2 separate regions of the Homo sapiens genome follow, and region 2 is linked to region 1. A link is a contact called in ENCODE Hi-C or POLR2A ChIA-PET data. All regions are on one chromosome and are shown on one strand. The core of a region is the stretch at or near the end of the contact, and the rest is flanking DNA. Distances in the headings are between cores, read along the strand shown. Region 1 holds the start of ABRAXAS1 (abraxas 1, BRCA1 A complex subunit). Region 2 holds the start of TIGD2 (tigger transposable element derived 2).

Region 1 (5,537 bases), core at 1,176-3,675:
GGAGGTGGAGCTTCCAGTGAGCCAAGATCATGCCACTGCACTCCTGCCTGGGAGACAGAGCGAGACTCCGTCTCAAAAAAAAAAAAAAAAGAAAAAGAAAAGAAAATGCCTCCCAGGGTGTGGCCACTCAGGCTTCCATTTGATCTTTTCAGGTTTCAAAAGCAGAGTTCTTAGCAATATATATCTTCATTATTTCAGGCATCTGATATAATTAAGATAAGAGACAATATCATCCCTTGCTTTGAGTTTCTTTGGAGGTCTTAATGAATATTGGATTTCCCTCATTATATAACCCGTTTATTTATTCCTTTACTCTCATCTACTATTTCTCCTTATCTCCACTCATACCCAAGCTTTTTTGGCTTCCGAAGGAGTATTTGGTTCAGCTACTGTGCTGCTCTGGGTTGCAGGAAGTAAAACTAGTGATGTGGTTCAGGACACACTACTCCAAAATATAGCACCTGAGCATTTGAGAAAATAGCAGAGCAAAGAGGTCATTTGCACCTTCCCCTCACTCCTTTTGCCCTGAAGCAGGCCATAAACCATAGAAAGAATACTCTGGCCATCTCCCTTGAGGCAGGCCATAAAACCCGGTGTCCTTCCCTGAAGTAGGTCATAAGACCATCATTTGAGAGGTACCCTCCCTTTACATAGAGAAAAGGAATATCCTTACCTCTGAAGACACCAGGACACAGAGAAGAACCTGAACAAACAGCCCATTCTAAGTTCCCCCAGTTTGTTACCATTACATCATACTCCCTTTGTGTAATCATACTCCTGCACGACTGTCCACTCTTTATCAACCCTACGACAATTGTCTTCCACCCCTTCATTGAAATTTCATTATCTACTGACTGTGGAAAGAAGACTGAAAGTCAAACATCAAATCTAGAGCCCAGAGGAACTTTGTACTAAGTTATTGACTGCTGTTTGGGCTCATCCAACTTCCACAAAGAATTCTTTGCAAGCAATCCCTCAAGCTCATCCAAAGAATCAATTGTGATCCTCAAAATTACTTACATTCCTCCATCTCCCTCTCCCTTATGAAAAAGTGTACATAAGCATCTGAACCTCATTGGATTATTGGGTAATCACTCTACTGTGATTTTCTCCAGGGCACATTAATAAATTTGTATGCCAGTCGGGAGCGCCTGTAATCCCAGCACTTTGGGAGGCCGAAGGGGGCAGATCACCCGAGGTCAGGAGTTCGAAACCAGCCTGGCCAACATGGTGAAACCTTGTCTCTAATAAAAATACAAAAAAAATAAATAAATAAGCCGGGCTTGGTGGCACGTGCCTGTAATCCCAGCTACTCAGGAGGCTGAGGCAGAAGAATCGCTTGAACCCGGGAAGTGGAGGCTGCAGTGAGCTGAGATGGTGCCACTGCACTCTGGCCTGGGTGACCAAGCGAGACTCAGTCTCAAAAAAATAAAAAATAAAATAAATTCGTATCCCTTTTCCTTCTGTTCATCTTTTCTTTTGTTAGTTCACTCCAGTGAACCTTCAGAGGGCAGAGCTTTCCCTTCACCCCTACAAAATGAAGGCAAGAAACTTAATTCTAGGGAATAAATATATAATCATTAATTATATACATATGTATTGTGTGTTACGCAGCCACAGACAACTGCTTGACAACAAAACCCACAAATGTGCCACACTAATTCAGTAGTCTGCTATTATGCTTACTTTCAGTCATTTAAGAAACATACCTTTACGTGTGTGTGTGTGTGTGTGTGTGTGTAAAATACATTTGCCAAGCCCTGGTCCACTCACCTTACCATTTACATTAAATGAACCAGCTTACTATGATTATGCCTATCATTAAACTGTCAGAACATTAAATATCCATGTATTGTTTAAATTAGGCTGAAGTTTTCTAAAAGCAAGGGAACACACACATGCACACACACAAACACACAGACACAGAACATGGCTAGAGAGTTCTAGCAAAGACAATCCCCAAATGGTTATTAGTATTCTGTAAGTTTCAGTGAGTGAAGGGTGCTAAAATGCAGCTTGAAAACCAAAACCGTGGCATATCCACTGTGGCATCGTAATGTTGCTACTCAACTCTTTTATTCTTGTAATCATTGCTTGTCTTAAAATGACCCTGTCAACCGTGTTCATTTTGATAGCTTTGCATGTTTGTGACAGGTCGCTCAGCAGGCGCAGGCCACCAAAAGCAATTCGCAGCCCTCTGCAGTGGTACCGACATGCAGCGGCCTTCCGGGAGAGGCCGGCAGCAGAAGCGAAGGAGGAGCCGAGCGCGCGGCTGGGGACCCGCCCGCGCCCGCCCTCAGCCCCCTCGCCCCGCCCCTCTGCGGAGCGCGCAGCAGCCCGTGCGCCGGCGCAGGCCCCGCCTCCTCGCTGGGCCCCGCCTCGCTGCCACCACAGGGTCTTGCCTCCGCGCGCCCCGCCCTCGTCCTCTTGTGTAGCCTGAGGCGGCGGTAGCATGGAGGGGGAGAGTACGTCGGCGGTGCTCTCGGGCTTTGTGCTCGGCGCACTCGCTTTCCAGCACCTCAACACGGACTCGGACACGGTGAGCCGAGGGACGGGGCGGGGTCCGGCGTCGCCTGGGAAGAGCCCTGCGCGCGGCCTGCCTCCCCGCTGTTGCTCCGGTCCCCGCCCGCTCCCCCGACGCCGCCGCGCCTCCTCCCTGCGGTCGCGGCTCTGCCTTCTCTCCCCCTCAGCGGTCCCTGAGGTGCCTCGTGCCCACGAAGTCTTCTCCAGCATTAGCCCTCCCTCTGCTATCCTCCGTTATTTCCCTTTTCCGACCCAAGTGTCCCACACGCTCCCATCTTTCCTCGGCGCCCCTGTAGCTGTGGAAACTTGGGCGTGAAAAGATGGAAAGTTCACGGAGCGTCTTTCCGCTGCTCTGCGGAGCCTGCGGTAAACTTTCCGTTTCTCGCGACGCCCGACAGGCGTTTGCAAAACCAGGCGGACTTTTTCATGCAGAGCAGCGTCTGTGCGTGTTTGTTGCGATGGTAGGATGGTAAGGGAATAAAAATAGATGTTGCGTCCAGTGGCAAATCTTAGTGGATGGAACAGCTTAATCTGGTATATCAGATATCTTTTTATTTGCGTTATTAAATTTGTTAAAACAGTTTTTAAAAGTACGTTGCCTATTTTCTAAAAGTTCTATGAAATTAAAGAAACGCTGTAAAACGTTGAGCTCGGAAGTAGTTAATGTCCTGTAGCACTTTCAGTAACTTGCAGAAAGAAAGTCTAAGCATCTGAAATACACTTCCCTGCTGTGTGGTACAGTTCGGAGAATACCCTGCTGAACAATGCCTAGTAATTTCTGCTAAGTTCATTTTAAGATATAACGTCTATTTTACTCAAAATTGCCTTAATATAGGTCGGGCGCGGTGGCTCACGCCTGTAATTCCAGCCCTTTGGGAAGCCGAGGCGGGTGAATCACCTGAGCCCACGAGTTCGAGACCATCGGGGACAACGTAGTGAGACCCGGTCTCTACAAAATCTAAACATTACAAAATTGCTCTTTGGCACAATCCTAATAAAGGTTGGAATTGGTATGTTTTATGTATACAATTTCAGATAACCTTACAAAGTAATACCTAATAAAGAACAAATATATGACCATTTAAAATATATGTGTAGCTGTGGAAATTATTTTGGAATACCTGTAGTGTAGATAGAGTGGGACCGTAAATCCTCGGTAGCTTAAACGATTAGCCCTTGGGAAGTACCTGAGTGCTAGGGAGGCCCCTGTTTCTCAGATCTTTTTCCTGAAGTCTTTAAAGGGTGGTTTTTCTGGCTAGTTGCACTTGCATTGCCCCCCTGCTTCCCTTCCCTGAGTTCGTCTTTTGAGTATCAAAATCAAGAACACTAGATTCTGGATATCCCCCCGCGTGATTCCAGTAAAGACTCACATTATGGAAATAATCCTTTTTTACTTTTAGGGGAAAAAAGCATTATTAATTATAAAGAATATAAAATATTTCTGTAATCACAGCACTTTGGGACGCGGAGGCAGGAGGATCATTTGAGCCCAGGAGTTCAAGACCAGCGTGGGCAACATAAGGAGACCTCATGTCTACAAAAAAATTTTAAAAATTAGCCCGGCGTGGTGGCACGTGCCTGTAGACCCAGCTACTTGGAAGGCTGAGGCAGCAGGATTGTTTGAGCCTGGGAGGTCAAAGCTGCAGTGAGTAGTGATTGCACCGCTGCACTCCAGCCTGGGTGATGACAGAGCTAGACCTCTTCTCAAAAAAAAAAAAAAAAAAGATATAAAATCTTCATTGTCAAGCACATTGGGTCTTTAAGTGTGCCTAGAGAAATTGAATTCCCCAAAACTCAGATAAATTACCACTGGGGTGGCAGAATACAAGTAGTTTTAAAAGAATCGGGCTCACAGCACTCCTTTTAGAAAGCAGACTCTGAAATTGAATTTAAATCTTTCATATTGTGCATGAGTTTTAATCAGAAAACACTAATCTTGTCATTTCGTACCTTAGAAGCTTTCTGTAACTCCCAGAAGCACATGTGGTTAAATCCAGAGTAGTCATTCGGGGTGTCCCATTATTGGCTCGTTCTTATTTATCTTTGATTTCCTTCTGCTCCAAGGCAAAGTGCTCTGCTCATTCTTCAGTGTGTGCTCATTTCTGGCTTTAAGTCTTATATGCTTCCAAGTGTGCCCAGTGCTTCATGCTCTGCCTACACAAATATTGCCCATAGCTTTAGTCTAATCTGTAGCCTCCCCAGGGCTACAGGGCTAATCTGTAGCCTCCCCAGGGCTACTCTGATTATTTCAGGCTAGACTAATCTCTTTCCCTTCCTCTCCTCTTTATTTCTACTTTTTTTCTTTTGAGGCAGAGTCTCACTCTATCGCCTGGGCTGGAGTGCAGTGGCGTGATCATAGCTCACTGCAGCCTCAACCTCCTGGGTTCACGTCATCCCAAGTAGCTGGGACTACAGGCATGTGCCACCATGCCTAACTAATGTTTCTCGTATTTTTTGTACAGACGGAGTTTTACCCTGTTGCCCAGGCTAGTCTTTAACTCCTGGGTTCAAACTATCTGCCCACCTTGGCCTCCCAGTGCTAGGATTACAGGCGTGAGCCATCTTGCCTAGCCTCTTCTCATTTTTATTTAACTCTTCATCTTTCCCAAGTAAACTAGAAGCATCTCAGATCTTTCATATGTGCCCCCGACTGGTAGCACATATTGTATACATAGTAAAATACTCAGGAAATACGGTTAGTTAAGTGAACAGTAATTCTATCAGTGTATTCTATATATTGCCTCTTTATCTTCATAGGAAGGTTTTCTTCTTGGGGAAGTAAAAGGTGAAGCCAAGAACAGCATTACTGATTCCCAAATGGATGATGTTGAAGTTGTTTATACAATTGGTGAGTTATTTATTTCTCCTATATTTGAATCATCTGTGTCTCCTATATTTGATAGTTTATGCTGAAAGGGGTCAGCGTAAATTATTATTTTTAAATTAGGAAATACAGAGGCTGGGCAAGGTGGCTCACACCTGTAATCCCAGCACTTTGGGAGGCCGAGGCGGAT
Region 2 (5,537 bases), core at 1,888-4,387, 5.6 Mb before region 1:
TTCCAAAATCATTTATAAAATGTATTTGGCTTTGGAATCCACAGGACTTCAAACAAGCAAAGTTTCACTGCAGATAGTCACAAAGATGCAGATACACTGAAATACTTAAGAGCCTTATTAATGATTTTTGTTATTTTGGATCTTCTGTTTTTTTCTTATTATGGTCCGAAGCCTCCTTAATACCAATTTATCAGACAGAAGCATGTCATCTTGTTGTTCAAGATAATCCAGTAAATTTTCAGTCCATTCAAGTGCCGCTTTATGGCTAATATGCTTCTCTGGATTCAGTTCTGTTTTTCTACTCTTACTGGAAGGCTTTTGCTCAGCAGCCTTGGTCTGGTCCTCAGCACTTTCACTGTCAGTCAGCACCTGACAGCTTGAGTCACTGCTCCGAGAGTCGAACCACTGATCAATATTCTCAATGTCAACATGTTCACATTCTTCTGTGTTCTGTAAAACTGTTGCTAAATTAGCTGCTAAAATGGCTCCTTCATCAATGTTCATACCTGAATTCTCTTCATTGCCAGGGAAAAGTTTTTTCCATGCTTTGGTTATGGTACTTGATTTTACCATGTTCCAAGCTCTTGACACTTCATAAATTGCATCCAACACTGTCAAGTTCTTCCAAAATATTTTTGGGTCATTTCCTTCATCCATGTATTTCTGGAGAAGTCCTGCTCGATAGTATCTTTTTACAGTGGCTAGAACTCCCTGGCTCATTGGTTGAATCAGACTTGTGACATTTGGTGGCAAATACTTCACAATTATTCTGCCATCATCTGAACTCAACATTTCTTCATTTGGACGTGCTGGGGGGAAATCTAAAAGAAGCACTGCTTTTTCTAAAAGTCCCTTGGATTTCAAATGCTTCTGTACCTGTGGCACAAAGTACTTTTCAAACCACTGTCTGAAAACAGACTGTTCTATCCATGCACCTTTTTGACTGTAATATGTCACAGGAAGGTTTGAAAGGTCAGTGCCTTTGAATGCTCGGGGCTTTTTGGCCTTCCCCACAACACAAAGATTAAGTTTGTGTAAACCTGTGGCATTTGCGCAACACATAATGATGATTCTCTCTCTGCTTGACCTACACCCAGAAGTACTTTGGTCAGTTTCAAGAGTTAATGTCCTTGATGGTAGACATTTCCAAAACAATCCAGTTTGATCAGCACCATAAATTTGCTCTGGTTGTAGATTCTCTTTTTCAACAAATTCCTGAAAGCTACCACAAAATTCTCTGGCAGCAGTTTCATCTCCTTTTAATTTTGTTCCTTTACCAGCAGCCTTTGGAATACCATGGCGCTGCTTAAATCGAGTTAGCCAGCCTGACGATGCATTAAAATCACCTTCCATTCCCAAAGCATCAAAAAAGAACTTGGCTTGTTTTGCACAAATCGTTCCGGACACTGGAATCCCATCTGTTTTCTGTTGGTTAAACCACTCTATCATAACTCTATCAAGCTCCTCGTATGTTGATGACTTCATAGATTTACGTTTGGATACTCCACTGGTAGGATCTGAACTGTTTGCATAGTTTATAATCCTTTCTTTGTTCTTTTTAATATCACGAACTGTGGATTCACCAATTCCGTACACCACGGAAAGTTTTTTGAAAGAGATGCCTTCCTCAAGTTTCTTAATAATGTCAAGCTTGTCCTTAATTGTCAACACCACACGCTTACGTTTCCCCAACATTTTAAGTGTCTAATATTTTAGGTGATTACTAGAACAAGATAATTAACAACTAAGATTTGAATACAAAGCAACTAGAAAATGAGTTCGTAAGATTCCTCCTCTCACTTCTAGGGCCTAGATGGATAGTGACCAATTTCCTGACAAGGTCTACGTGAATCTACTTGCTATTTTAAAACTTACAAACTTCCTACAACAAAGCCTAGCGCCAATTAACTCTTATCTTCTATCTTTCTTCCTCCTCAGGGTTCAGGGTCTTTCATGAAGTGCAATCACACTAGAGGCTAGAAACTGTACTGGTAAGGCTTCTAAAACAGTACTATTGCATACTCAATTCTTGCCATCCTTGCAGGTAATGTTCTTTGCCAGAATAGCCACTAAATCTCAGGTGGAAGTATTTTAGGAAATGTGCTAGGGAGTAAACAGTTTAAGTCAAGAGAGGACTTGCAAACTTGACATACAGGAAAATACAATGGGAAAACTCACCCTCTGACTATGTGGTCTTTGTCAAGCAGTGGATTGTATGGAATGCTGTCTCTCTAGGCACGGACTCTGCTATAGGTTGCGCAAGTGAGTGCTTGTGGAAATCATACGCAAGAGAAGATGACCCGGACAGAAGTGAACAGTGCAAATAAGGTGAAAGTGGAACAGGCAGAAAACTCTACTTTAAAAGCGACTTAAACCTACTAGATTTGGCAGCTGGAAAGGAGGATAGTGGACATGTGATGTCACATTACTAAAGAAAGCATCAAAAAAACTGCATCGGTGGAAATGAGGACCCAAGGTAGAGGCTATGGGGTGGCAGGCTCGGTGAAGATGATGTTACAATAATCCTGGTGAAAGACGATCCTCGATGGACCAACAGAAGCAGTTCCTGTGGGGGCTGTAGAGATACTCGGAGGCTCCGAAACCTAAAGGAAAATACCAAAAACATTTTCTTTCAATTCAACATCAGGATCTGTGGCATTATCCACATTTATCCTGCAACTATGTTGAGAAAATTAACGCCTCCTATCAATGTGATAGCTAAATACGACAAATAATGCTTTCAGGCATAATCTGGGGTGACAGAGAGAGGGACCTGAAGAGCCTACCTCCTGAAATTAAGAGGTCAGGGAGAAGCCGTGTTAGCGAGGGCCTCTCCCCGCTGGGCGAGCTTCAGAGCGCGGGACGTCTTTCCTCCCGCGGAGGGAGCCCGGATTCCGCCTGGACGCCGGCGACCAGGATGTCACTGCTGCAGCCAGCCAGCCAGCGGGCGGCCGCTTGGCACAGGGAACGCCAGTCCGCCGGCCCCGGGCATCGCCCTGGGACCGCCTGCGCGGCGCCCAGACCACACTAAGCGCAAATGGAGTCTCCTGAGGCAGGCTGGCACTGGTGGCCCGGCAGCGGCGAGGGACGAGCGGAGAGGGACGAGCGTCGCCGCCGGAGCCGGAAGGCGGGGGATTAGAGAGCACGCGCGCGCCCCCGCAGAACGTTGTGCCGGCGAGGGGGCGGGGCCTGCGCGGGTGAGCGCACGCGGCCCGGGGGAGGGGACTCCGGCGAGCGGGCGGGAGGGGCGGGGGCCCGGCAGGGGTGCGTCTCTAGGCGCTGCGTGGGTTCCACTCACCGCCTGGCCGTTTCGGGGCCGCAGTGCCTCCCTGGCCGGCAGGGGGAGGCACACGCTCGCCTTGTCCTGGCGCTTTTCCCAGTGGCCCGGCTCTGCCGACGAGGCTCTTTTCTCCCTAGGGGGAAATTTTAAAATCTCACCCCCCCAGTGCTGGGGGGAAAGCGGAGGATCCTCGCGTGCCGGGAGCGGGCTGCGAATGGGGCAGGGCGAGCGCACGTGGGGCGTGTTTACAAACAGCAGCCGCGCCGCCTTGCGGAGGCGGTCCAGGTGTCGGAGCCCAGAGTCAGCGCGCGTGGAAAGTGCTAGCCCGAGCGAGGATCATGAGGCACGGTAGGAGCCGGCGGACGTGGGTTCCGGGCAGGAGCTGGGGCGTTCGCTCGGCAACACCCAGCCGGACAAGCCCAGGGTGCCGAGGCGCGGCGGGCTGCGGTAGAGCCGAGTGTCGGGTCAGCGCTCCCCGGTGCTGATGCTCCGAAACTCGTCACAGTCGCTGTAGAGACGGACCCTTTGCAAAATCGACAGCACCTGGGAGACCCTTGAGCCAGTGGGAGGCGTCGTGGTAAATTTCCTGCCGTGCCTCGACGCCCGGGGCTTCTCAAGTGGAATCGGGGAATTGCGCTTTGACTGATACTCCCTTTATTTGTTTCCAACGGAGACATCTGCGGAAGGGTCACCGCCTTCCTGGAGGAGAGAGTGGTGCACCTCCACCTTGCACCACCTGTTTCCTGGGAAACGCGGTCAGGCTGCCTTCCTTTCCGTCTTGTGTGTGCGTGTCAGTTTGAAAAATTGGAAATTCTTCAGTGAATTATCTCTTCCATATGAACATAAATGTAACCTTTTCGTTAACACAAAGTAACATAGTAATTCGTCATTTCTTTGACAAGGCCATATACTGTTTCTGGAATTTCAGAAACTTGGAGATGGAAATCAAAGCGAGCATACTGTAGAAAACAGATGTTGATTCTAAGCCTTCTGTTTGACTCCGCCGCCAAAACTGCTCAATTGCCTTTCTCAACATAGCAGCCTTCCACTATCTGGCATGACAGAAATTCTTTGATCTAGTTATGTTGTGAGGTTGTAAGTGGCTTTTGGAGAATACCTGCTTTTAGACCTCCCCTCTTCCCTGCCTTCCATTTGGCTTCCAACAAGCCAGTCCCTTTCTGGAAGTCCTGGTTGCCTGTTTTGGGTACATTATAACTTACTTCATGGTAGTTTTATATAACTTTACAAAATATTCTTATTTTCCCTGATACCTGTGAAGAGCGTGAAAGACTGCTAGAACAGCACTTTACCGACTGCCACCCATGTGGAAATGAGGCAGCCTGTAACCAGATGTCAGCCGCCTGCCTTTCCGCCTCTCCCCCGAGTCTGCTGGAGTAGCTGTGTCCCAGGATATTTAAATACAAAGGAATCCTGCCTCTTACTCTTCCTCTCTTTTCCACAGTATCTCTAGGATTTAATTTTCTTCCAGATACCATTTGCATTTTTCTCTGTTCCTCCTGGATTCTCCAGTTTGCTGTTTTATGTCTTATAGCTGTTCCCTTTTTATCACCTTGTGTAAGTTCAAATCTGGATACAGCCCACATTTCTAGATTTTCTCAAAACACCGCTTGACTCAAGGCAATTGTATTTAGTAGACTTTTACTAAGATTTTACTCAAGGCAATTGTGTCTTTACACAAAACAGTTTTATTGGGCAAACTTTCTCCTTTTGTTGGGGGAAGGGGTGGCTAGTTGTGGCAGACATATTACAGCACAAGGGGGAGAGGACTTAGAATGTTAAGAATATGTATATATACACACATATATATATAATAAGAATATATGTATGTGTATGTATGTGTATTTTTGAGACAGGGCTTCTCTCTGTTGCCCAGGCTAGAGTGCAGTGGTACGACCATGGCTTGGGCTCACTGCAGCCTCAACCACCTAGGCTCAAGCAGTCCTTCTGCCTCAGCCTCCCGAGTAGCTGAGACTGTAGGCTACAGGTGCGTGCCATCATGCCCAGGTAATTTTTGTATTTTTTGTAGAGATGAGGTCTTGCTATGTTGCCAGAGCTGATCTCAAACCCCTGGGCTCAAGTCATCCTCCCACCTTAGCCTTCCAAAGTGCTGGGATTACAGGCATGTGCCATCCTGCCTGGCCAATAATAGATTCTTAAGGTGGTGAAACTACTCTGTACAACTGTAATGGTGGGCACATGTCATTAAACATTTGTTCAGATGCACGGAATGTACAAC

Evidence for each region. Hi-C counts contacts between places; a loop is a spot of excess contacts on that map. ChIA-PET counts read pairs that join two places held with the same protein, here RNA polymerase II (POLR2A). Pooled maps may share reads with other maps.
Region 2: a map of CD8-positive, alpha-beta T cell shows a loop between it and region 1 (10-fold over the local background). The contact joins the promoter of TIGD2 here to the promoter of ABRAXAS1 in region 1. A Hi-C loop is called at or near these places in 2 of 168 maps with a recorded cell type or tissue (CD4-positive, alpha-beta T cell and CD8-positive, alpha-beta T cell) and 4 of 50 pooled maps. POLR2A ChIA-PET finds 5 or more read pairs at or near these places in 1 of 52 experiments (naive thymus-derived CD4-positive, alpha-beta T cell).

What each region holds. Positions count from the first base shown.
Region 1 is chr4:83,481,988-83,487,524 of GRCh38, reverse strand. ABRAXAS1 (abraxas 1, BRCA1 A complex subunit) reads left to right here and starts at 2,425. Exons shown (of 9, transcript NM_139076.3): 1 at 2,425-2,539; 2 at 5,281-5,371. The coding sequence starts at 2,453. RefSeq lists a silencer at 2,210-2,699.
Region 2 is chr4:89,109,133-89,114,669 of GRCh38, reverse strand. It overlaps TIGD2 (tigger transposable element derived 2), which reads right to left and starts at 3,137. Exons shown (of 2, transcript NM_145715.3): 1 at 2,787-3,137; 2 at 1-2,603. The coding sequence starts at 1,695. The coding sequence ends at 118. RefSeq lists a silencer at 2,880-3,329 and enhancers at 3,410-3,489, 3,520-3,629.